3 separate regions of the Homo sapiens genome follow, and all the other regions are linked to region 3. A link is a loop called in an ENCODE intact Hi-C map of the cell type or tissue named here. Cell type or tissue: OCI-LY7. All regions are shown on one strand. Region 1 overlaps EBF1 (EBF transcription factor 1). Region 2 overlaps EBF1 (EBF transcription factor 1). Region 3 overlaps EBF1 (EBF transcription factor 1).

What was found. Hi-C counts contacts between places; a loop is a spot of excess contacts. Peaks named below come from ENCODE experiments on the same cell type or tissue, not always from the same donor. Only the 100,000 strongest peaks of a DNase experiment are listed, where the experiment ranks them.
Region 1: it touches region 3 in a loop (4-fold over the local background); 8 of 110 quality-filtered maps call a loop at or near these places.
Region 2: it touches region 3 in a loop (4-fold over the local background); 2 of 110 quality-filtered maps call a loop at or near these places.

Annotation. Positions count from the first base shown.
Region 1 is chr5:158,872,022-158,880,021 of GRCh38, reverse strand. All of the region lies in intron 6 of EBF1 (EBF transcription factor 1), which reads left to right. Among named protein-coding and RNA genes, the nearest start is that of EBF1, 220 kb to the left of the region's middle. In OCI-LY7, a CTCF peak has its summit at 3,269; DNase peaks (open chromatin) are centred at 1,574, 2,731, 3,271, 4,611 and 1 weaker place; H3K4me3 peaks cover 3,602 bases; H3K27ac peaks cover 4,897 bases.
Region 2 is chr5:158,749,315-158,757,314 of GRCh38, reverse strand. The region is part of intron 10 of EBF1 (EBF transcription factor 1); the gene reads left to right. Among named protein-coding and RNA genes, the nearest start is that of LINC02227, 340 kb to the right of the region's middle. RefSeq lists a silencer at 4,749-4,868. In OCI-LY7, a CTCF peak has its summit at 260 (motif pointing right); DNase peaks (open chromatin) are centred at 164, 3,774, 4,064, 4,814 and 1 weaker place; H3K4me3 peaks cover 3,473 bases; H3K27ac peaks cover 5,268 bases.
Region 3 is chr5:158,806,606-158,814,605 of GRCh38, reverse strand. The region is part of intron 8 of EBF1 (EBF transcription factor 1); the gene reads left to right. Among named protein-coding and RNA genes, the nearest start is that of EBF1, 290 kb to the left of the region's middle. In OCI-LY7, a CTCF peak has its summit at 3,046; a DNase peak (open chromatin) is centred at 2,085; H3K4me3 peaks cover 2,324 bases; H3K27ac peaks cover 3,574 bases.

The DNA of each region.
Region 1 (8,000 bases), 65 kb before region 3:
GGGGCTAGTCCTTTAACCCATCTGCACTTCCATCTCTGTGTGTGTAAAATGAGGTGATTGTACCAGGCGATCTCTAAACACCCTTCCTGCCCTGATGTTCCAGAAAGCCTGGTTCGGGAGAGAGAGAGACAGACACAGAAAGGCGTGTGGCCCAATCTCTGCTCTCAAGTATTTCAACCATAGGAGCGATTAATATTCACTACACAGATTCAAAATCGGGGCTACTCCAGGGCTGGGGTGCCCTCCTGTCCGTTTCTTTTCTCCTCTAATAAACTCAAATTGCCTACAACTTTTCTTTTTATTATTATTATTATACTTTAAGTTCTAGGGTACATGTGCACAATGTGCAGATTTCTTACATATGTATACATGTGCCATGTTGGTGTGCTGACATGCACACATATGTTTATTGCGGCACTATTCACAATAGCAAAGACTTGGAACCATCCCAAATGTCTATCAATGCCTACAACTTTTCAACATGATTTTATTCTTCTCAGCATTGCCTTCCACACAATGCTCTTTTCTATATAACTTCTTCCTGTGAGGTTCTGTAATATTTGCTCTGTGCCTTTCTTTTCTCACATTCATTATCTTTCAGGTAGAAACACCCAAGAGTGTTTCCACTTGAACTTTCCTCTTTCTCAGGACAGCCTCTTTGCCAAACCCATCTTGACGCATGTACTCTCTTCCTTGAGCGTATGTGCTTGCAAACACTGTGTATGGTAGAATCATATGTTGCCACATTGAAGACATATAAGATGCCTCCAGTTTCTATGTTCACCATTGTGATCATTGATCACATATATGTGCCCAGTTACATACTGTACTGAACCAACCATCCTATGCCAGACGTTTACAAACAAAACATTCAGAAAACAGATGGGGCATAGAGGATGATAATAAGGCAGAGTGGATGGCAGGAATCAGCAGAGTGAATAATAGGGATGTAGACTAGACCAAAGGAGAAAAAAAATCCTGGGAGTTTTGGTTGCAAATTTGGAATGAAGAGAATCTATTCTTTTTTTCTGTTTATTGGGCTTTAGGACTGTGTAAACAAATTTAGGCTGGCTAGGCCAGGCATAGTGGCTCACAGCTGTACTCCCAGCAAGCACTTTGGGAGGCTAAGGCAGGCGGAACACTTGAGGTCGGGAGTTTGAAACCACCCTGGCCAACATGGTGAAACTCCATCTCTACTAAAAATAAAAAAATTAGCTGAGCACCGTGGCACATCCCTGTAATCCCAGCTACTCAGGAGGCTGAGGAAAGAGACTCACTTGAACCCGGGAGGCGGAGGTTGCAGTGAGCTGAGATCATTCCACTGCACTCCAGCCTGGGTGACAGAGCAAGACTCTGTCTCAGGAAAAAAAAAAAAAAGGCTGGCTAGAAGTAGAAATGTGTGATCTTGGGGAAATTGCTCAAATTACTCGTCTGAGTGTCAGTTTCCTTGTTGAAAAATGAAGGCAGTACTAGTATATACCCACATCATAGTGTTGTTGTGGGGGTTAAATGAGATAATGAGATTAAATGAGACATAGCATTTAGCAGGGCACCTGGCCCACAATAAGGATTCAGTAAATATTTCCTCTTGTTACTGTTATGTGGAAGTCATAACACCAGAAACCAGTGCCTTAATTGAAGAGATACTTTTAGAGAAATGGGCACTAGCTTTGATTTGGGAGGCTCTGTGGTCACAAGTCCCTCCAATCTAACCAGTAAAGCTTTCTCTTTCCTCTCTCTCTTCCCATGCCACTTTCTCATGCTCATATACATTTTTTTCCTGCTGATAGTTATATATACAGATCTGTCCTCACTCCAAAGCAGGTCAATATTCTCATTGCTGTTCGTTGCAAAGTCATAGGTGATTTATTACTAGGGAAAATACTTTTTGGATTCTGCATTTGCATAATCAATTAGTTAGTGTTTTCTGGGTTGTCTTCTGCTTGCAAATTGATTTAAACTTCTCCCGTGAGCAGTGACAAGTTTTCTTTGGACGTGAGCACCTGACAGAGTTGCAGTTGGTTTAGGTTCCATACAGCAACATGGAGTTATGTTATTTTCCATTGTGACTCAGGAGTTGGCATATGCATTCTATTCCTTGCTGGTTTTGCAGGCACTGGAAGCTATTATTTCCAGAGCAATATATGGCGACCGGAAATGACTTCGTTCCTAATTATTCTAATGAGGCTTCCCAACCATTATTGGAAAAGGAAGCCATGGAAATTGTGCATCCTCACAAAACTTAGTACTGTCAGCATAACATTAGGTCTAAAAAGGTTTTCAAAATATAATACCAATTGGAAAGTGTGTGTGTGTGTGTGCGTTTGTAGTATTTGGTTATAAACTATTATCATAACTCAGGGTCACTAAAATGTCTCTCTAGAAAGAGAACAGCCTAACAGGAATGAAATAATTTAGTCTCTATTTTTGATGAAGCAATAATATTTTTGAACAGTCAGCTGAATGCCTTCTAAGTTGCCTGGGTGCCTAAAGGGCTTAGAAAGTTCTTCCATGGAGATAAATAAGCTGTCAATTCATGATGAAGAAAATCAAACTCATGGTGTTGATCTTGGCTGGGACGCTGGTACAAGTATGAGAGAAATTTTTGCCGAGATGTAGCATAGCCCATGTGTTAGCAGTTAGCACTCCAGTGCCATACTGTGCCTCTGCTCGCCTTTTCAAAAGGTAAACATGGCTGTCGAAATAAGGAAAAGAAAAGATTAACCCATTCAGGGGCATGCACCTAGTAAGTGACACTGTAGCTCCCTAGAGGATACAAAAAGAATAGGGGCAAGAGTCCAGAGAGTGGCTGTTATTCAGTTACTGGATTTCCTCTTCTCAGCACCTTCTCAGAGTTGGGCTTGGAACTGTGGGCTTGGAACTGTGGGAAAACTGAAGTGAATCTGGGTGCAGTAGGAAAAGGAGTTGGTGGAGATAGAGGCTTCAAGAAAATACATGCCAAAAGCCAGTTCACTTGCTCAGTTCTTTACACTTTTACAATAAAACAGGGTATTTCTCTGACTTTGTGGTCTAAAGTCATGCATATTTTGGAGCACCTAAAAGAAAACAGCAAACAGCTTACTTCTATTTGTACCAGGTTAGTGCACGAATGTAAAAAAGACCTCTAAATGTTACCCTCCTATTATGAAAATCCAAAGCTGGGCATGAGCAGAAGAAAGGGAGAGAATCATGCTATTTTTTAATTTCCTTTGTATTAATACAATCGAAAGGGGGCTATCAAAGCATAACACTGGCCTGCCCTCCAGCTGCTGCGGTAGGTGGCGTTTCACTCGGTTGCCTTGAGATTTACAAATTCTAAAGGTATTTTCATGCCTCCAAATTGAACACAAAAGGCAGGCCCATGGAACAGTGGCTCTGAACTTCTTAAACTGAATAATAGGGCAACGTGAAACTTTTTATGGAAAGATGTTGTTTTTCCTGAAGTTCTTGCAGTACAGGTTGTAGGAGCTTCCTTTTCTCTCTATGCCCTCGGAGGTCTCACAAAGCAGCAGGCTCAGTGAGACCGAAAACATCAGTGTGTCTCCCATCTAGGAAGTCTCCAGTAATAACTGGTCCATGTAATGAAAGTTTCTTCTAGCCAAGACTCAAATAGAGAATTCTGATGTAACTTCCTGAAGAGTACACTAGAGGGAAAAGGGGTCGTGGGATTGAGGGTAGAGATACATGAATCTCTCTAAGCCTCAGTTTTCGTATCCTTAAATGGAGACAATAATAATACTACCTATTAGAGGTATTGGGAGGCTAAAGGAGACAGTGCCTGCAAAGTACAGTGCCTGCTTTATTGCAAGCTCACTGTAAATACTTGAGGTTGTTACTGATTTTTGTTCCTGCTAATATTATTATATTTTATATTATTGGCCGTAGTGTTTCAACTAGTCATGTGATACCGAATATGCCATGGAACAGTTTTTTGGCCTCTAAACTTTTCGCATCCACAAAATGAAGCAGTTGGATCAGAAGATATCTAAGGTTCCTTCCTGTGCTAAGATCCTAGAGTCCTAAAGTTCCATTCTTGTTGTTGTAATGAAGTGAAAAGCACACATATTCATACCAAAAGGGTCATAAATTTAAGATTCTTCTGTGGAGGGACTGGGAAAAGTCTTTACAGTTTTAGGTTGTAATTAAGAAAGTGAATTATGCTAAAATTGACTTTAGGAAAACAATGGTGTTTTGTGTAACCACATGGATATCATCTGGGTATATGTAAATAGGAGGCAGGTAAAAATGATGAATGCTAATCTCTGTAAAATTCAAATGAATATTAACTCTTATTCAAATAGCACAAGTACATTGCACAGGGAAATCAAGACGTGAATTCATATAATTTCATTTTTTTCAGCTGTGCACATCCTTTGGTTACAGAAACAGCTCAGAACTTAGGCATTGCTCATTTCCTAATAGAGTATGACATCTGGGCTGCTACTTTTAAATATAGTAGCTTGTTTGCTCAGGCTTATGGCTCAGTAATATTTGTTTTGTCTTATGAATGTAGTGAAAGCAGGGATTACAGGTATTCCTCAAGGACTAATTAGAAATAAAAGCTTATGTATATGAGGGAAGTTTTCGGATAGGAAGTGCTCTTGCTTGAGTCATGAAGTGACACTGGTTTCAGTTTCAATTTTGATACATTGGAACTTGGTACTTTTTGTAGAGTCCATTTGGAAAGGTTAAAAAAATCACTTGGAATTATCTGCAGAAGTTCAGGTTAAAAATTGTTTGTCCTTCTTCCTCGGTTTCAAGCTCCTCTACCCTATTGACAAATTCATACCTTCATTCCTCTGTTTGGATTTTAGGAAATAAATTCAAGAAAAGAAAAATATGTAACTATCATCACTGTTTCCATAAAATAAAGGTGTTCTAGAGATCAAAGAGAGGCCTTGTCTTGGAAATACAATTTGGCCAAAACTGCCTGGTGTGTGTGTGTGTGTGTGTGTGTGTGTGTGTATGTGTGTGTGTGTGCTTGTGTGTGTTCATCTCTCCATGATTCATTCTGAGAGCTGTTTTAGCCTTCATAAAATATTCATGCTAGTTGTGCATGGTTCTATAATTGCCATCTCAGGCCTTGAATTATTTATAGGTTGTACTGTTCACATAGTCTCATTTACTGATAGAGAAGATAACACCATACAAGAGGATCCCAAACACTCTGAGGCCTGTTACTTTGCATTAAGTAGTGGAATTATATTACTGTAGGTGTAAAACACTGGCCTTTTTTTTCCTCCTCTCCCTTTAATATATCATTTTTGTATTTATAATATGCTAATTGTCAGAATGCTGTTAAGCCTCATAATTCCTGCCGAGTCTTGCAGAAATCAAGATGTGGCTGAGATGATTTAGCTCTTGATCTCAGAATGATCGTTCTAAAAAAAACCTGTCTACACACAGCGTAATTTATTGAAATGATGTATGACTTTACATGCATACCTGAGCCCTTTTGTTTTGTACTATTGATCAGTTTGTATGTCTCAGTGTTAACCAACACGTGGTTGGTTTCGGTAGACATTTACCAAGAGCCTTGCAAGCTTGCTGTCCCTAATTAAATACTGAGTCTCAATTCACTTGTGTGACAGTTTCTCTGCACCTATTTATTTTGCTTTCCTAATTCTCCTTTCCCTTTTCTGCCAACTTGATCTTTCTTCCACATAGATTATATTCTTGATATTTATTTGAGGGTAGGAACATGCTATAGGAACATACTATAGTTGTATCTCCTCTCTCTTTTTTTGGTGTTATTTAGTTGCAAAAGTCCATTTAATGTTAATAAATATCAAAAGCCAGATTCACCACAGAGTGTACTTTTCTGGTATTTCATTATCAGTATCCATGTTTAAAGAGGAAAAACAGAAAAATTCATGGCAGCTCATAATCTGCTGATATATTCTAGTTTTCTCCTCTACCAGTGGAAACTCATGAATTTTCCTCTGGCCTAGGAACTTCCAACTCTATACAAATCACTAACAAACAATCCTCCATCTCCTCTCTTTAGGCTGATCAATATTTTCTCTCTAGCCTTCTTTCCATCATACAGGTTGTGTTCCCTTATGTGTGTGATGTGAGCTTTCCCATACCTATATTAGCCAACTCGCAGCTTCTCACTGTTGATCTGCATACTGCTGGTGGTGGTACTTCTCACTGTATACCTACATACTGCTGGATGCTTTTAAGTGGTACCTGTAGGTGTCTTTAAATAGCACTGAATTAGGTGATAAGGAAATCATCTTATTTAAAATTTCTTTTAGTTTTCCTGATGAGGCCAAAGTCCTTGTTTGGTGGGAATCTGTCTTTAACACCTCCCTCACATTTGCTTCATCTTGGTTTTCAATGAGTACCCTGTGGTAGGCAACAGTATCTAGCCAAAATTTAGTAAATTTTTAAAATTTTGTTTACATTCACTTTTAATTATGTTGCTTTCTTTTATCTCAGATAAGTAGTATGGGTTTTCATTCATAGTAGGAATGGAAAGTGTCATTCAAAAATAAGTTTATTAGGGATAAAAGGAAATGAGTCAGTATACATAAAATATTAAGTGAATATTATTATAGGTAAAAATGGCAAAAACTCTGAAGGTGCTGTTATGAGTGATTGAAGTTCAGGGAACACTGTGGCAATGCCAAAATGTGGCGAATCACTCTAGAGAGCTGTGTATTCTATAGAGTCAAAGGGAATGGAAGGGTTGAGTGATGCATAAAAAGAGGATGTAGAATCTAAGATGCTAGTGGGGGTAAAGACGTGCACTTTTGGGCAATTCACTTATCTTTGTCTTTAGACAGTAAAATCCCCACTAACTAGGGTTCTGGTCAGTCGGCTTTTCTAATTGAAGGTTCACTTGTATTGATGAAAATCATTTCTAATGGCACAGGAGTCCCATTTCCACTATAGTAAGTCAGAGTTGAGGGAGAAATTGACTATCATTAATGAATGAAGGTTTTCAGGTTGTTTTAAGCCATTGTGGATCTTGTAATGTTGATTAGCAGTAAAAAAAAAAAAAAAAAAAAAAAAAAAAATTAGTGTCATTCTTGACTGAAGAGCCCTGGACAAAGGTATGGCTTTTGATAAAGCCAAAATATTAGCTTGTTTTGTTATTCAAAGGGAATGTGCTCTGGGAGATTTCTGGTCTACACCCAGGGACAGTGCCTGGCATATTGTAACAGCTTAGCACATACCCATTGTATTGAACTGAATTAATGGTATGTAGCAGGGCTCTGATTAACTAATAGTTCCTCCAAAAATGTACACACAGAAAAGAAAAGTGAAGCATGATTGAAGATGAAATAAGATCATTGTTTCATCTACCAGTGTATCCCACAGAGTAAATGCCTATGTTTGTACACTGGGTGGTGGCCCAGGAATAAATTATGTAGTTCTTAGGAGCTTTCGACAGTTCACTTGACAAGAGTGAATTGTGTGCTAAGCAGGTTTTAAAATTAAAATTCAGATATGAATGTCTTGCATTCTCATTTCCTTCCATTCTATCACCAAAATCAGAAAAGACCAAAAACAGGGCCGGGTGCAGTGGCTCACGCCTGTAATCCCAGCCCTTCAGGATGCCAAGGCTGGTGGATCAGTTCGCGGGGTCAGGAGTTCGAGACCAGCCTGGACAACATGATAAAACCCTGTCTCTACTAAAAATACACAAATTAGCTGGGCATAGTGGTGCATACCTGTAGTTCCAGCTACTTGGGAGTCTGAGACAAGAGAATCGATGGAACCCAGGAGGCAGAGGTTGCAGTGAGCTGAGATCATGCCGCTGGGCTCCAGCCTGGGTGACACAATGAGGCTCCATCTCAAAAAAAAAAAAAGAAAAGAAAAGACCAAAAGTTTTCTACTTGGGTAGATAGGAAAGTCCAGTCTAAAGGCAGAGGGAAGCTTAAGACCATCATGGGGTTGGGATGACTGCATCTCTCCTGACTACTTATTAGTGTCTGTTTTGGCAACAGAATTAGGTTGTGAAGTATGTTTTGTAAAATTCTTTCCACTGA
Region 2 (8,000 bases), 57 kb after region 3:
AGGAAGGAGAGTGCAGGGGTAAGCCTACAAGGGAAACAGGGTGGTATTGTACTGATCACTATGGGTTACCCAGCAGAGAGCCCGCCTTCCCTTTAGGATGTATGCATGTAGCATGCCTTTTGAAGCCCTGGATGCCACTGAAGCCCTTTTCTCCTCTCAAATTTTGTAAGCAGATGTGTGGTCTTGCCATCTGTACCACCACACTGACATCTGGGTCCAAACTGAGCAAAGCATTGTTCCAATTTAGCCACAAGGAGGCAAGCTCCTGGCTCAGCCTGTGAAGGGTGATGGGGTATTTGGAATGAGCCCACTTTCTTTTTCTTTTTTTTTTTTTTTTCAGCATGAGGGTGAGAAGTCATGTTATTTTACAGAAAGGCTCCACTAACTTTGTCTTTTATGTCCAGTGCCTCAACTTCAAGGCTACAGGAATTAGTGCCCACGTGTCCACATTTTAAATCTGTGGTAGAATGTCCTAAATCCATAGGCACACACAAACCGTGGCACATGCATGAATTTCACACTGTTCTGCTTGTCTCTCCAGTTTGAATTTGCCCTCTTCATTATTTAGTTAATTCATTTGTTCATTCTTTCATTCATTCATCTATTTCTTTATTAAATGTTTACTGGGGAATTAAAAAAAAAGGCAGCTGCAAGGATAGAGTTTGCATGTTAGGCACCACAAGCACAATGACTGGCAGAGAGTTAAAGTCCTGTAATGGTTGTCAGATAAGTGGATTGATGAAGGAATAAAAAAGGAATTCAAAAACCATTACGTTTATACTTCAAGAGGTTATTTTTAATCAGGAATGGATTCAAGTAAAATATTCTAAGTAATTTTTGAAGAATGAGTAAGTTACTCAATTTAAAAAAATAAAGGGGGCAAAAGAAAAAATCAAATTTGTCCCAACAGAGTTCAGTGATTTTACAAAACAAATCCATTGATCTAGACTCTCCCAGTTTTGTCTGCCTTTTCCTGTGATCACAGGTCAAGATGACTGATTACCCTGGGAAACACGCTATAGTCTATCTCATAAACAGAAAAAAAAAAAATTCTCACACTTGGTCAGAAGGCAGCCAAAACGCTTCATCTCCAGAGGCTGGGAAAGTTGATCTGTGGTTGAGATTTGGCCAGAGGGAAACAGCCTGCCAGAATGAGAGCCTGGAATCTGGGGGGCTCAACCAAGACTCCAGTAGAACTCACCTCAACAGCCCAACACATTCAGCAAGTTAGCAGCCAGGGCCAACTACAGAACTTAGTAAGGTTTGCTGCTGAGCTCTTTAAGCTGCTAAAGTACCATTGACATTTTGGCCAAGTTAGGAAATTTAAGAAAGAGAGCCTTAAAAACAAAAGTATCTGATTTCACACTTTCTTTTTTTCAATAGGAAAACTTCCAGATGTCTTTATCTACACTATTTCGTTCAGAATCATAGGTGATCTTTCACCAAACTATGTTTTGAATATTTGGGCACTAGTTTTTGCTTCCACGGATAGGTCCTGACCCAAACTCCCTCAAACATAGAGGTTCTCCCCAAATCCTATCATGGCAACCATTTTCCATGAAGCCCCTCTCCCTCCAAGGGCATTGTACCAAGGCCCTTGCAGGCCTCAGCCTTTGTTTTCTTTTTTAAAATTCTGTGGGAGTTCCAAGTCCATCAAATATCTCAAAATGCCTTCCCAATCCCTGTATTTCTTTCCACTTTTAGGCCTTCAGCTAGTTAATCCCAATAAAGATTTAGGAGCTTGAAAATAAAATGAACTTCCTAAAGTAGAAGTCTATTCGTCTCTTGAATTTCATTCTCTGCCTTTTATTGAATGTCAACTATGTGCAAAGTGTGGTACAAAGCACTAAGATAAAATAGGAGACAGGTGCAGAGCAAGGATGAACAGGAGGCAGGCTGTGCTGGCATATGATGCAAATCAAAGTGACAAAATGCTCTGGTAGAAATCTGGGTAAATGGCTAGGGAGAAGACAGCCTAACCTGGGAGTCCAGGGAACTAGAGAAGTGGGGAGGGGATATGGCCAGGGGGCTCAGGGTAGGAAAGATTACTTTAAATGTGTGTTTTCTACTTTTTTCCTAATTACTGAGCTCCATCTTCTTAAAATTGGGCAATGGGCAGTCTTTATATGTGAAAAAAAAACAAAACAATAAACATTAGTTTATAAGAAATTATAAGAAAAACTCTACACCATCATCATCTATCCCCCTTTTAATTTTACTTCTCAGCCATAATATGTTCTACAATAGTCCAGGACCTTATACAAATGATGTCCCAAACTCATTGTTGTCATTGTCCCACTCTGTCCTCTTAATACCTTATCTCCCCGACCTCTCATGAGAGATTTGAGGTTACTTAGGGTGTTTTCATTTTCTTTATCATGCTATGGAAAAGCCTGAGCACTCAACTGAATTCAATTTTAAGTAAGAAAAATTCCTTGCAATTAAAATTGTTTGCATTGAATTGAGTAGAGTTTCCAATATTCATCCATTGTCATCTAAATACTTTTGTTTAGAGCAAAATAAGGTGCTTATTACAATGAGTCAAATATTTGGGGGTCTTTGTCAGGTCAGGATGGTGTTTTTGATCTGGTCAAAATGTAGTATTTGCTAATACTTTTTCTAACTAGAAAAAAATCCAATCTGATATCATAGATTTGGAATCAAGGCTGGTGAGTGGCATAGGTTGAGGAGGCTCTTTTGGAAAAGTTATTGACAGAATAAATAAATGAATGAATGAAGAATACTCCAGCCTGGATTTAAGAGTAAACCATATCACTTGCTTCCTTCTCAAGATGGCCTTGTGTGGATTCTTATGTTATTGAAGCTTTGGAGCATTTTGCTAGGAAATTCTTTCCTTCTATTGCAACATCGTGGCGATCAGGCTGCACTGTCAGTTGAGCACTGGGGACTGAGATGTTTGTGAATGCTGTGGTCAGTCAGGTCTGAGTTCAATGAAAAGTCATTGCCTGAGGGTTGCATAACTTGATTGCTACAGGTAGAGAATGGCCTTTCACCAACACCAAAGATTTATTGGCTTTTGGGTGGGAAAAGTCAGCTTTTATATTTCAAGAGAGTAAATCATCTCTTGTTAATTGTGAAGCCTTTAAAGGCTATTTAGGATGGTGAACTTCTGCTAGAGCTTCATGCAGTAATATGTAAAATATGTAGTTGACCAGAAGTTTACAGTTTTGACTAATAGAAGTATTAGTCAATGGGTAATACTTCAAGTTTGCCAAGTCCCAGCTTATAACTGGACCTTCATAAGCCAGCCTCATGTTCTAACAGTCAGAAGCACTCTAGACTTGCAACTTTAAACCCTAGTTAGAAAAAAAATTAGCAAATACTATATTTTAGCCAGAAAAAAAAAATCTAGGGCTACAACATTTTACCAGGGACTCATGTTAACATTTGGTCTACAACAACTTTGTTTATAGAATACTCATGCAGGTAAGTTTTGTGGTCGTCACAATCTGTCTGAAAGTAAACATTTTTGGAAGTAGAAATTTGAGAAAGCTATGGTGGTGCTATTTAGTAACATAGGCCATGGAGAATTTGGTCAATGAAGATCAACAACTTTGATGAAATAGTTTTTGCCTGAATAATGAATAATTTATTTTGCCTAACAGTCTACATTGCTAAAAAGGTGAAAGCAGTGGTCAATTTAATGAAGAAAAGTGCATTCACTCAAAGTTTTTGGCAGAAAGGAGAAAAAATATCTGGTTGATTGATTTCCTTATTTGCTTTCCAGCTGGTGGTTTTGGTGTGGTCGAGACACTTCATGGGGTTCCTGCCTTTAGTTATGCTAGTTGTAGCAGACCACTACCTTGAATCAAGAAAGCATGTTGGTCTAACTCTAAGATTATAGCCAGAACCCATCAGAGGGCTAGAATTTCTTTCCACTAAAAGTTCCTTTATAAATTCTTGTGTTTTGTTGTGTTTCTAGGTATATGTTTAAATGGTTTCAAAATTGATTGCTTTTAATAGTTCTTTTGTTGTTGCTGACAGTTGTGGAGAGAGTAAGATGGAGATACACAAAGCCTTTTCTTATTAACAGATTTCCTGTTATACATGTATTAAGATTGTCGGCTTCTACTCCGGTATCCTTTCCTTCTAGCTTGCTTCACCAGAGGGAGAAAGACTAGCTCAATTATATTATCCTGTTAGATTGCTTAAATCATGTTTAGATAAAAAAAAATTACTTTCTGCTTTCTTACTATAGTTCATGATTTCCATTTTGTAAGGCATCTTTTCTAAATTTTGTGCTTTATTATTTTTGCGGTGTTGAGCGAGCGAAAACAAACTCTAGTTCATAATTCACTTTAAAGAACATACCCTTTCTTTCTATTTTCTTGTTAAAACCAAATTGTGTGCAATTTGTAGGAAATTGAAACCACATTTTTCACTTAACTTTCCAAAATTAAAATTTATGGGGAAAAAGAAGCAATAAAACAGTTACAATCTGGTCATCTATAATTATCTGTGTGGTGTGAGCAGTTCCACATTTGAAAAATGTGACACGGATAACTTATCAAGATTTTACAACCGTGGGACATTTCACTTCTTATTTGCTGCATTGGAGCCAAGATCTCCACAAAATGCTGAAAGTTACCACTGTCAGTTTGAAAGTTACATGTGTGAAGAGGAGCTTTGAAATGTATAGAAAACAATGGACAGTATCTAAAAACAGTTGTTTTCCTCCCTCACTCAGTAACGAAATGTATTACAGTAAAAATTTGCCATTGTAGACTGTTCTTATTTCCAGTATTGTTCTTGATTTCAGTTACTTTAACATTCTCTTGTCACGCTCTACTGGGTAGGAGAAAACCACAGAACTAGTGAGATGAACCGTCTATTTCTGTTTATTGGTGCTGCCATTGCTGTCTTGGTATCTCCATTTCTAAAGCTTTCTGCATCTTTATAGATTTCCTAAGAAATGGATCCTTGAAGATATTCAAGTCCTAAGCTGTGCTTTTTTTTTTTTTTTTTTGGAATAAATACTTTTTCCCCTTTTAATCTTGCCATCTAATTGTTTCTAAGTTATAATAGTAAAAAGTTTTAGATTCTAAGAAATTTGATACTTCAATCCTAGTTCTTAATAGAGGGAAAGTTCATTTAACAATGGCTCCTTTGTGGAAATATAATCATATTTAGACAACTTGATGCAGCTGTGGTGAAGTCATTCATTTGTGTTTTCATTCAGTAAACTTTTATTGAGTATCTATTTAGTTTCACATCTTCTGTTAGAATCTAAATATAGAGTGGGGAACAAAACACTACAAATAGTACTGCACATAGTAATTATTCCCTTGAACCTTAGCATCATCAACATCATTCTAGATAAAAATGTATGGATGGACAGATCTTTGGCAGTATAAAAAAACCATCTAAAACCACTACAATCCTGAGTCTCGACTTAAGCTCAACTGAAATTGCACCCTTGCCTCAGCAACTTACAAATGCTCAAATGTTTTATAAATATTTTGGCCATGTCCATTTCTTTATTTGTAAGTTGATTCTGATCAATATTATCAGAATTTTAAAGATGTATTCATTTAATGGATAAGTACTTATTGTATAACGTAGTCTTCTAAGTGTTTTACAAATATTTAGCCCATTGAATCCCTGAACATCTCTATAGGGAAGGCACTTGACTGTCCTGATTCAACAGGTAAGGAGACTGAGACATAGATTAAGCATTTGCCAGAGTTACTCAAGTGGAGGAACCTGGCCAGACCGTCTGACTCCAGAATTCATCCTCTTAACTGTTCCACTGTACTCTTTCCTCAGTACTTTGGTATTTCTATAACTACGTATGTCTTTTAAAAGTGTGATGATCCCTGAGTGTATGACGCTTGGACACATCTGGTAGGATTCTGCAGACAGCTTACTCTGCCTGTAAGTGGAGAGGTTCCAAAGAGGCATCAGTAAAGGAGTCCCTGGCATGTGATGGCCCTCAGGTCATTATGAGCCAGGGGCAAACGCAACATGTGTCCTACCTTCCATTCATTCTAAGTTGTTCATTCGCCCGTCTCTCTAATACGTGCTTAGATATAAAAATAATATGTGCTAATTTAGAAAATTTAGAGAAAAACAGGATAGAATTTAAGGAGTTCAAATCATCCAATAGCCATCACCCAGAGTTGACCACTAAAAAGATTTTTGTATATTTCTTTCATATTTTTCTATACATAACAAATATATATGAACATTTTCTTCGTATTTGTGGTTATACTGTATATGTGTTTACACACACACAGTTTTATATCCTGTTTTTTTCACATAGCCTAATAAGCATTTTCCCACGCATTAAAATTTCTTCATAAACATGTTAATAGGCTGCATCATCTCCCACAGTGTGGATTTACTATATTTATTTATCCATTCACTATTGCTAGAAATTTAAGTTGTTTTATTTATACTCGTATAATGATACAATCTTTGCTCTTTTCTCTAACTTTGATGCTTTAAAAACCATAGTAATTTGTGGTAACTAAATGTTCTATCCCTTTATGAAGATTTTTTTTTAAATGCCCTAAATGATTTTTTTTTGCAAGTGGTAGATTTTTAAAAAAAACTTTTGAAATAATTTTTTCATATAATGCTTTTATTATTTGCACTATAAAATGATGCTATAAAATATAGAGTAGAAATAAAATATGCCCAAGTGTCCACATGAACTCACAATTAGTCTAGGAAATTATATCTAGCCGTAAAGTGAGAATATTAAAGCTCTTGTATCTATATTAATACAATCAGCCATACTTTTTAATGATAAGTATTTAATCTATCAGTCTCCTCTCTCTTTTTTATCACCCAGTTGCAAACTAGATTCATTTTGGATAATTACCTTTGGTACTAAATGTATATTATCTGCCCAGTTAGGAAATAGATCAGAGGGAATTCATAAATCAATAGTAATAAAGTAAACAGAGAGAATGGAATCTATTTCCTCTCTTATCATTTGTTTGAACCCATGCTACTAAAGACAGGGACCCTGTCTAATGGATGTCGGACAGAGGACCACAAGTAAACCCCACTGGGAACAGCTCTCCTTTAAGAATTGATCTGATATTTCAGGAAATATCTTATTGTTTGAATATTATAATGGTAGGTGCTTAATGACAACTACGATGCTTTGACTTCTGCTGTTTACAGAATTGATTTCAGTTTCTCTTTCAATGTTTTTGTATCTATTCCTGGATGCACCTCCTTTCTCTCCAACCTCTTTCTAGCCTTCATAAAACAATTTTTGACAGAGCATTAATGTTAGATTTACCAGTGTTATGCTAACCACAATCTCATTGTCCAAAGGGAGATAAAAATCCAGTGTCCCATACTGTTGACTACAAAAGAGGCTCTCTGTAGTTTCAATGTTGATGTCATCATGAGAAAAGATAATTCAATACTCAGAGTGGGACCTGTACCTCTACTTCAGCACAAACATGGGAGAGTTAGTTTACCTTGCCCAGACCTCTAAATATTCTAGCAGGCTAATGAAACTCTGAGAAAAGGTATGTCCAGCCTCCCTTGTTGATATGCTAAATCCAACAGCCAAGAAAATATTCCTGCCGTGTAAAAGAAACTCATCACTGCTATTATTCAGTGTATATTCACCTCCCTCGTGTAATACAAAAGTATTACCTGTTTTCCCCAAATCCTAAACTCTATAGGAACTTATTGACTTATGTCACAACTAATGGCATTGCTAGGAGGTATACTAGAGCCCACTTTCACAGTTTTCTACCAAGTGTTGACTTCACTGTAGCGTGGTTGATCCTAGACTCAAGTGACCTGATTTGGTGGTGCCTTCCACACCAAAGTTTCAAGGCCAGGAATATAGTGAGTTAGGAATCTCTTTCTGTGTTTACAGGATTATGGTCACTGTTGGTTTTAGAATCTTGGCCAAGGGGAAGACTATTAGATTCTGAGTTTATTTCCAAAGCAAAAGCAGGAAATCTAAAGAGATGGCATTGCATATTTTGGGAGGTGGATCTTCTTCA
Region 3 (8,000 bases):
AAATAACATGGGAAACCGATTTGGATATAGGGAGGCTAGTTTCTTATATGAATTTCTTGACAAACCTGTAAACTGTGGGAAATTTCCAGTATTTGGTTGGTTGAGCTAATAAATGAGTGAGTCACACCTTACTAATTTTAATAAGCACAAAGTGTGGTGTGTTGTGTGTTGTAGGGGAGATTTGGGGAGGAAAGATTGTTGCTTTCTACTTATATTTTGGCCAGAAATGACAGGACTTTATGTAAAAACTTTTTTTTTAATGAGACAGGGCCTTGCTCTGTTGCCCAGGCTATGAAGTGCAGTGGTGCAATCATAGCTCACTTTAGCCTCAAACTCCTGCACTCAAGCTATCCTCTCACCTCAGCTTCCCAAGTAGCTGGGACTACAGGTGCACTCCATCACATCAGGCTAATTATTTTGATTTTGTAGAGACAGGGTTCCTATGTTGCTCAGGCTGGTCTTCAATGCCCGGGCTTAAGCAATTACATCCCCTTGGTCTCCCAAAGTGCTGGCATTACAGGTATGAGCCAGCCTGGTCAGAACTTTTTTAAGCCTAATTTTTTTTGTCTTATATTTGGTTACAAAAGCATCATAATTCCAATTGCATTGATTTGCCTAATTGATTGTTTCAAACCAAGCTGTCTCTATACTTATCTGTCACAGGAGCTCCCCTCACTTGAGAATTTCAGAGGCTTCAAATGATGTTTATGGGCAAGTGGAAGCTTTGATGTGCTGTTCATAAACCCTTCTTAAGATGAGATATTTAGAAGCAGTGGCCAGGGGTTGATTTTGAAATATTTTTGTTTGACCATTTTCAGTTATATGTGCAGAAATAAATTAAAACCAAGCTCTGCCACTACCTTACTACATGACTTTGAGTATGTACTTTGATTTCTCTGGGCCTCTGTTTCCTCATCAATTAAGGTGGGTCTTGGAAGAGCCCTTCAAGCTCTGATGATTTGTTTTTTGAACCCAGCTAATTCTGTGAGAGGTTCTTTTATGTCTTGAGGGGCTACACACCTGCAGCCTTGGAAAAGTGGCTACCAAAATGCCCAGGTGAAAGGATCCAATTTCCCTCCACCTTGGCCATCTCTGCAGGAGGTTAACAGTTGGTTCTAGGAGGCCTGGAAAAGCCATAGAAATGTGGCATACATAGCCATTGTGCCTTAGGTAGCTCTCACCCTGCATTCTTCTCCCTGGATTTCTTCAGCTGGGAAGGTGTTGTGTACAAGCGGCTTGATAGTTTGCAGTGAGCTTTCAGACCACTATTTCCCATGCAGTAGGTGAGATAATTTTAGAAAATGGAGGATAAACATTTAAACATTTTTAATGGTTGTGTGTTTATGTTAATGCGTAAACAAAACAATAACTCCAACTTCAAAATCATGATCTCACAGCTATTATTGCTTAGGGCAAGACTAAAGTTAAAGAAAAAGTTGATCTAAACAAACATAGCAGCTAAATACTATTAAGTAAATAATAGTGTAAGTGGTACAGGGATAGAGGAAAATCAGGACTGAAGTTTGGGAAATGCTGTTAGAGAGGGCTGTAAGGGTTGGGGGAAGTAATAATTCTTTCAAGTCACCAGGAAACAGTGTAGGACCCTGGGAAACATTCTTTTTTTGAGTCAAATCATTTTTAAAAGAAAGTCCTTTAGGCTCAGTTTACTGTTAGAATAGACTTAAATATCCTAACAGGATTTTAAAAAATAAAACTCCCAAGCTGCTGTTTTTTTATTTTTAAACAAGTAGGGTCTGCATGTCAGAGAGCAGAAATTAGTTTGGAAAGAGGACTTGCATCAGGAGAGAAAATCAGCCAGGGTCCACCCAGGCAGCGCATTATGATAATACATACGGAACCAGCTGGACACTGAGCAAGGCTGACATTGTGTTGTCAAGGGCAGGATCGCCCATCAATTTCTGAGATAGAATTTGAGTTCAGATGACAGAAAGAGCAGCAACTGTGTTGAAACTGATGCATGGGGGAGGGGCAGGCAGGCAGGAACCACCGGGTCTAAAGGCAGGAAGTCCTGGTACCTCCGGAAGGGGGTGGCTCTGTTTTCTCATCTGGCTGCTACCCTTCCTTCTAACCTTAACATCTGTCAGCAAGATCCACCTGGGTCCTTGCATGATTAGAGCCCACTAAAGGGGGAGCTTACTGGTGCTAATTTTAACCCCCAAGAGAATAGAGTGCCTGCTGCTGAAATGGGGGCTAGGTCGACCCAGGAAATGGGACTCCACGTAGCCACCAGTTGTCAACCTAAGAAGCCCATTGTGGGTGTAGTGGCAATTGTTAATAACTTTTGGAAGAATTCTTAACTTTTCAGCTACTCTGTTTAGTTCCTTAACATCTTAATAACACCAGTGATTCCTCTTTAGTTCATTTGCTTATTCATTCAATCATTCATCTATTTAACACTAACACATGTTTATTGACTGACTGCCAATTATATCAGACAATAGGGCTACAGAGGTGATAAGGCAGGGACAGTTGTTAGCATTATGACGTAGACTGTCACATGAGTGTAAGTATTTATGTGCCGATATTAGACAAATAATGGCACACGGAATGATTTAAACTGCAATGATGGTTAAGTGCTATAAGGTACAAATACAGACTCCTAAGAGAGCTTAGAACTGGGGGACTCAGCCAAGTCTGAAGAATCAGGGAAACTTTTAAAATTTTCAATGAGAATGAACAGGAGAGGGGAACACATATTCAAAATTCCACGTGGGGATAAAACATTAGAAGCTGTAGGGAGGGCAAATAGGGAAGGTAGGTTAGGTCTGAGATCCATTTTTGAGAAACTAAACTTGGAAAATTTCCATAGGTTGTTTACTCTTTGACTTTGAGATGTGGTTCCATTGCAGTTTCTTAATCATGAGCTAACAGAACTCAGTGTCCATAAAATGGTAGCATTTAGAGCAGTGTTTTGGGTGATCATGGCCTTACTGTTACGATAGCGGTTGTTAAGTACTTTCTCTGCATCAAGTTCAGTGCTGAGCACTTTGTATGATCTCTTTTAATGCTCTTAACAGCCATGGGAGGGCACTAGTATTATTAGTTTTACTAAACACATTTGGGAAACTGAGGCCATCCTTTAAGGATTTGGTCGTGGCCAAAGTTAGGTTTTTATCTGCAGCTTTTGAATCTCCAAGTAGTTGACACAGGGGTCCTCACCACTGTTTTTTCTTATTGTTTAGTCAGTGCTAACCTCCCCTCCACATTGGACTTCAGACGTGGAGAGAAATTCTCCTGCTATTTGAGCATGTAATATAATACTTGCTTCAATTGAAACAAATTGACGACATTACTCAAAGGCAAATTGAAAAGCCAGATCTATGCTAAATCCCAAGGGTAAGTTAGTTGGCATGTGCAGTGATATATGGGAAGGTGCTTTTCTGGGTTAAGATAAAAAGTCCTGGTATCACGTCACACTATCAGGCACCCCATCTCAAACTCCCTGTGCCAGCCCTGCAACTTGAAATACTCAGTGGACAGAAATGATACTTTATAGAAATTAGGTGGTCATCATTGTTATCAGATGAATATGATGCCATCAGCATGATTTTAGCATCCTCAAAAAAAAGAGATTTACCTGGAGGGACACAAGAGAAAATCTGAAGCATGGATTGCAGGATTGTGGCTTTTCTGCCGGCCTGCCGTGGGCAAGTCGGCTGGGAGATGACCTAGTAATTAAAATCCTGCTTAAACGTATGCTGCTGGTCAGTTATAACAGAAGCACTAACATGGGCAACCAGAGAAAGATAAGAAAAGCGAAACACAAAAGTAACACTCTTGAGCCCACAGGGTGCAGAAATAGATCTGAATGGACTGAGTGCATATCTGAACGCTAAGCATGAAAGCAGAACCCAAGTACTAATATATTTTTATCCCAATCTGTGAAATTAATCAATATTTTATATGCGAACATATGCTCCTGTGTTGCTGGCTTATTTAATTGACAGTTGCAATCAGCAGGATACCAGTTGTTCAAACCCACATTTTTCATCCACAGTTCTGGGGAGAAATGCAGCAGGGGACCCAGGGAACAGGGACACAGACAGTGTCAGATTTGAGGCCTCTTCTCAACCCTTCAGTTTCTTTCATCGTCCTTGGGGCAAAGTAATAAAAATTTCAAGATAGTGCAAATGTTGAATATGAACAGAGAGCAATGTACTTGGGCTACTATTTAGAAGAATGATAATTAAAATGAACGTAGTTGGTACAAATTGAGATCTTTAATTCTTCATTGTTTTTTATCTGTTTCTCTTTTGAACATAGCTGGAGAAGCCAACAGATACTGAGCACCTACTATGTGCTGGGCCTGAGGCAAATGCTGTTGGGTGTATTATCCGTGGGCTGGTGGGTGAGGGGGATATATCCCAGCCAGTTCCAATGTATTGGATCATTTCTTGATAGAGGAAGAAAATATATCTTTGGTCTTTCTTTGCCAAAATCTTCTGGCGGAATCATCAAACCAGCTGTGCTTTTCCAGTAACTATTATGTGCAACAAATCTATAAAGTCAAACCTCATATTCCTCTACCTTTCAACTTTGGCAGAATCCTAGAAACTCTCCTTGATTTGGTTAGCTAAAGGCCTGTGGAATCCAATCTTTGCTGTTTAAAAGAAAAAGAGAGTTGGGGGAAAGTGTTATTAAGGTACTATTTTAGAATAGTCTATTTGTTAGTAAATTGTTATTATTTTCATGATACGTGCAACATTCTATAGTGAAGACCATTGGAATGGACAATGTCCAGATTAAAAATGAAAGTTAAAAGGAACTGCCTGATACTTTAAAAATGTTTCTCATAGTGTTGCTATCGTTTGTGTTAGATGTTCAGACTCAGTGTGTGTTTAGCAGCCCAACATGTAACAACAGAAAAGCTTCTAAGCCTGGAAGTTTGGCAGTATTTTCAATGTTCCTGTATTTAAATTGGCACCTGTGCTATTATATTAGGATGCCATTTTCTGAACTTGGAAATAGAAGAAGGTGGAGAGAGATTTTACTGTAATTCATATGTGGGTCTGAGTCTTAGGGGGAAAATAACTTTACTTGGAAATAGAGTAGTAATATTCTGTAAAGTTAATAAATATCCACCCTCTATCTTGGGGATAAGAAATTGCACAACTTAAGATTTTATGGGACTTTGGCTGTATTTGTATGATTGAAGTGAATATTTTAGCCAAACTGAACAGAAATTTCAGATAAACACCAAAGTTGAAGCGTAGTTTGGGTGTTTTAAACATTTGACTATATCAATCAACATGGATTCTCAAAGTCTCAAGTCCAGTTGAATCCCTGAGATTCAGCTATGTCATTTGTAAAGTGGAATGAGGAACATGGTCTGTTTGCCTACTGCTCAAGGTTGATATAAAGAATAATTAAGATAATGTATGGTAAAACCCTTTAAAAACTTAACAATGCTAGTTAATTGTCAGGTATGGGTTGAGTGCAGAGTACTGTCTACCCAGTTTGTAAATGAATGAGGTCCCTGTCTGCAAGGGATGCGTTGACTAGTTGGGGTGATTTGCCTATGTATATACATGCCCAGCTATAAACACATGCATATATCAAGATGAGTTCAAGGAAAAGTGCAGTAAATAATAAATGGGAAAGATAGGAAGAGTTCACTAAAGGGTTAGTGTTTTGTAGACTGGGATAGAAAGAGACACCTTCATGCAAAAGATGGATCTTTTTGGCAAGTAACTGTTTGGGTGATGGAAGTAAGTGGTATATCTTTCATAAAAAAATATGCTGGGAACATGCAAAGGATGTTTGGAGACAGTGGATTTGGGAAGCTGGTCATTACCATCTTTCTTTTCTTCTTCCCTATTTTCCTTCTCCTTCTCCTACAGCAACTTCTCTTCTTCCTCCTCCTCTTCGTCATCATCTCACAATTTTTGCCCACTCTGTACTGAACTCTTCACATAGATTAACTCATTCAAACCTTACAACAATCCTATGAGGTGGGCTGTCTTATAATTATTGTCCTCAATTAAAGTGGTAGAAACTGAGGATTTCAAAAAGTGAAGTAATTTGCCCAAGCTGGTAAATGGTGAAGCTGAAATGTGGGCTAGCTGAGGCCCCCTGAATCCAGAGCTGGTGCTCTTAACTGCTGCTGAGGCTGAAAATGAGGCTAGAAAGGGAGAATGGGCCAGACTCATGAGGGTGGACTTGATCCCGCTGGCTAAGTTTTGAAAGCTGGTATTTGAGGAAGGTTAATCTGGGTTTTGATAGGTAGACTGGACTTTGCATATAACTAATAATTATGTAGTAGAAATGAATCACAAACAGGCAAGTGCGAGTATTTGCTCTTTGATGTCCAGACAGAACAGCCCAGACCCCAAAGAGTAATTTTTGAGGAAGTTGAGTCAGTACATCATAGAGTTGAGATGAAAGTGGACTTCCCATTCTTTGCATGGCTTATGTGGGCAAAGTCAATGATACATATTCCTGTGCTTATGACATCACAGATCATCACCACGGAAACATCTGTGCTGTAACAAACGCTGGATTGCAGTGTCACTAAATGTGTCAGGGAGGAGAGGAAACTGGCTCAAAATGATAAGGCTCTGAATAATGAAAGTTCACTGAAATATGTTAGCAATGGCAGCCTCGGTTGTGGAGAGAAATATAAGCAGAACTATTCCGAAAAGCACAAAGCAGGACTTGTGCATTATTAAAGGTTGGGCAAGGTTGGTTTCAAAATGCTGCTCACATTCAAAACATGGTTTTCTTAAAAAGTCACTATCTATGCTGTCTTGCATGACAATAAAAATCCTTCAGGAACAGGAGCTCATCTCTCAAACTGCGTATAGAAAATCTTCTGCATAGCAAAGAAAGGCCAACTGGGGGACTTCCGTGTGTTTTGGGAGAAGACGTAAAGATCAGGAGCAGAATTGGCCATGATTATGTTTATTGTTTGGTAAGTCAGTGACAGTATTAGTTCAATGATTGCAGAAATTAATAATCAGTAAAAGATGACTCTGAGCCCTCTGAGGATTTATATAAGTTGCACAGTGGTAGATCATGAACTGAATCCAGCCTTCAGCCATATTTATGTTTGGGTTGCATGGCACCTTCAGAAATTATGTATTAGTTGCTGGCAATTGAAGATAGAGAGATTATATGAAAACCTGGATTTACTAATGTCTTTTATAATCAGAAGAGCTGGTAGTGCTGGATCCACATTCTCAAATGGCAACGGGTAGGGAAAACTCAGAAATCATCTTCCTTTTGGATGAAGCACATACTCTACATTTAGCCACAATCCCCACCAATCCCATTGCATCTCCTCATCCCATTTCATTGACTTACCTTCCTGCCTAGCCCTGTGAGCATTTGATTTTGTGCTCCTCATTGGAGGGATTGGAGATTAATCGTTGTTCCTAGCACAGTTCCTAGTCTATGGAGGGCACCCCCTATATTGTAGCTCTGATTAGTCTTTATCAGTTATAGGCTGAGTTATGAAAACTTGATCCTGAGATCAGCGGTATCCAATTGAACTTCCTGTGATGATGGAAGTGTCCTATCTCTGTGCTGTCCAATATGATAGCTACTAGCCACTATAACTATTGACTACTTGAAATGTGGCTGGTATGACTGAGGAAATAATTTGTATTTCATATTAATTAATTGAAAATTAAATGTAAATAGCTGCGTGTAGCTAGTGGCTACTGTAATGGGCAAAGCAAAAGCAGATTGAGTAATGGGATCAAACATCCAGTCAGCTGTCCTCATTTAGGATAGAATGTGGAAGATAGACAGTAGGGTTGTGTGTGTGAACTTGCCCATCTTACAAGAGATGACTTATAATAGGCTTCATCACCTAGGGGCATCTACTTCCAAAGTGGGAACCACTACCTGGCTAGAATTGTTGTCAATTTCAGGAGCCTAAGACATGTGTTTTACAAAATGTTTATGTGCACATTCATAGCAATAAGTGTAAGTCATCTTAAGCTTAAATAGGAAGTCTGACTGTTCTCTGTCCCCTA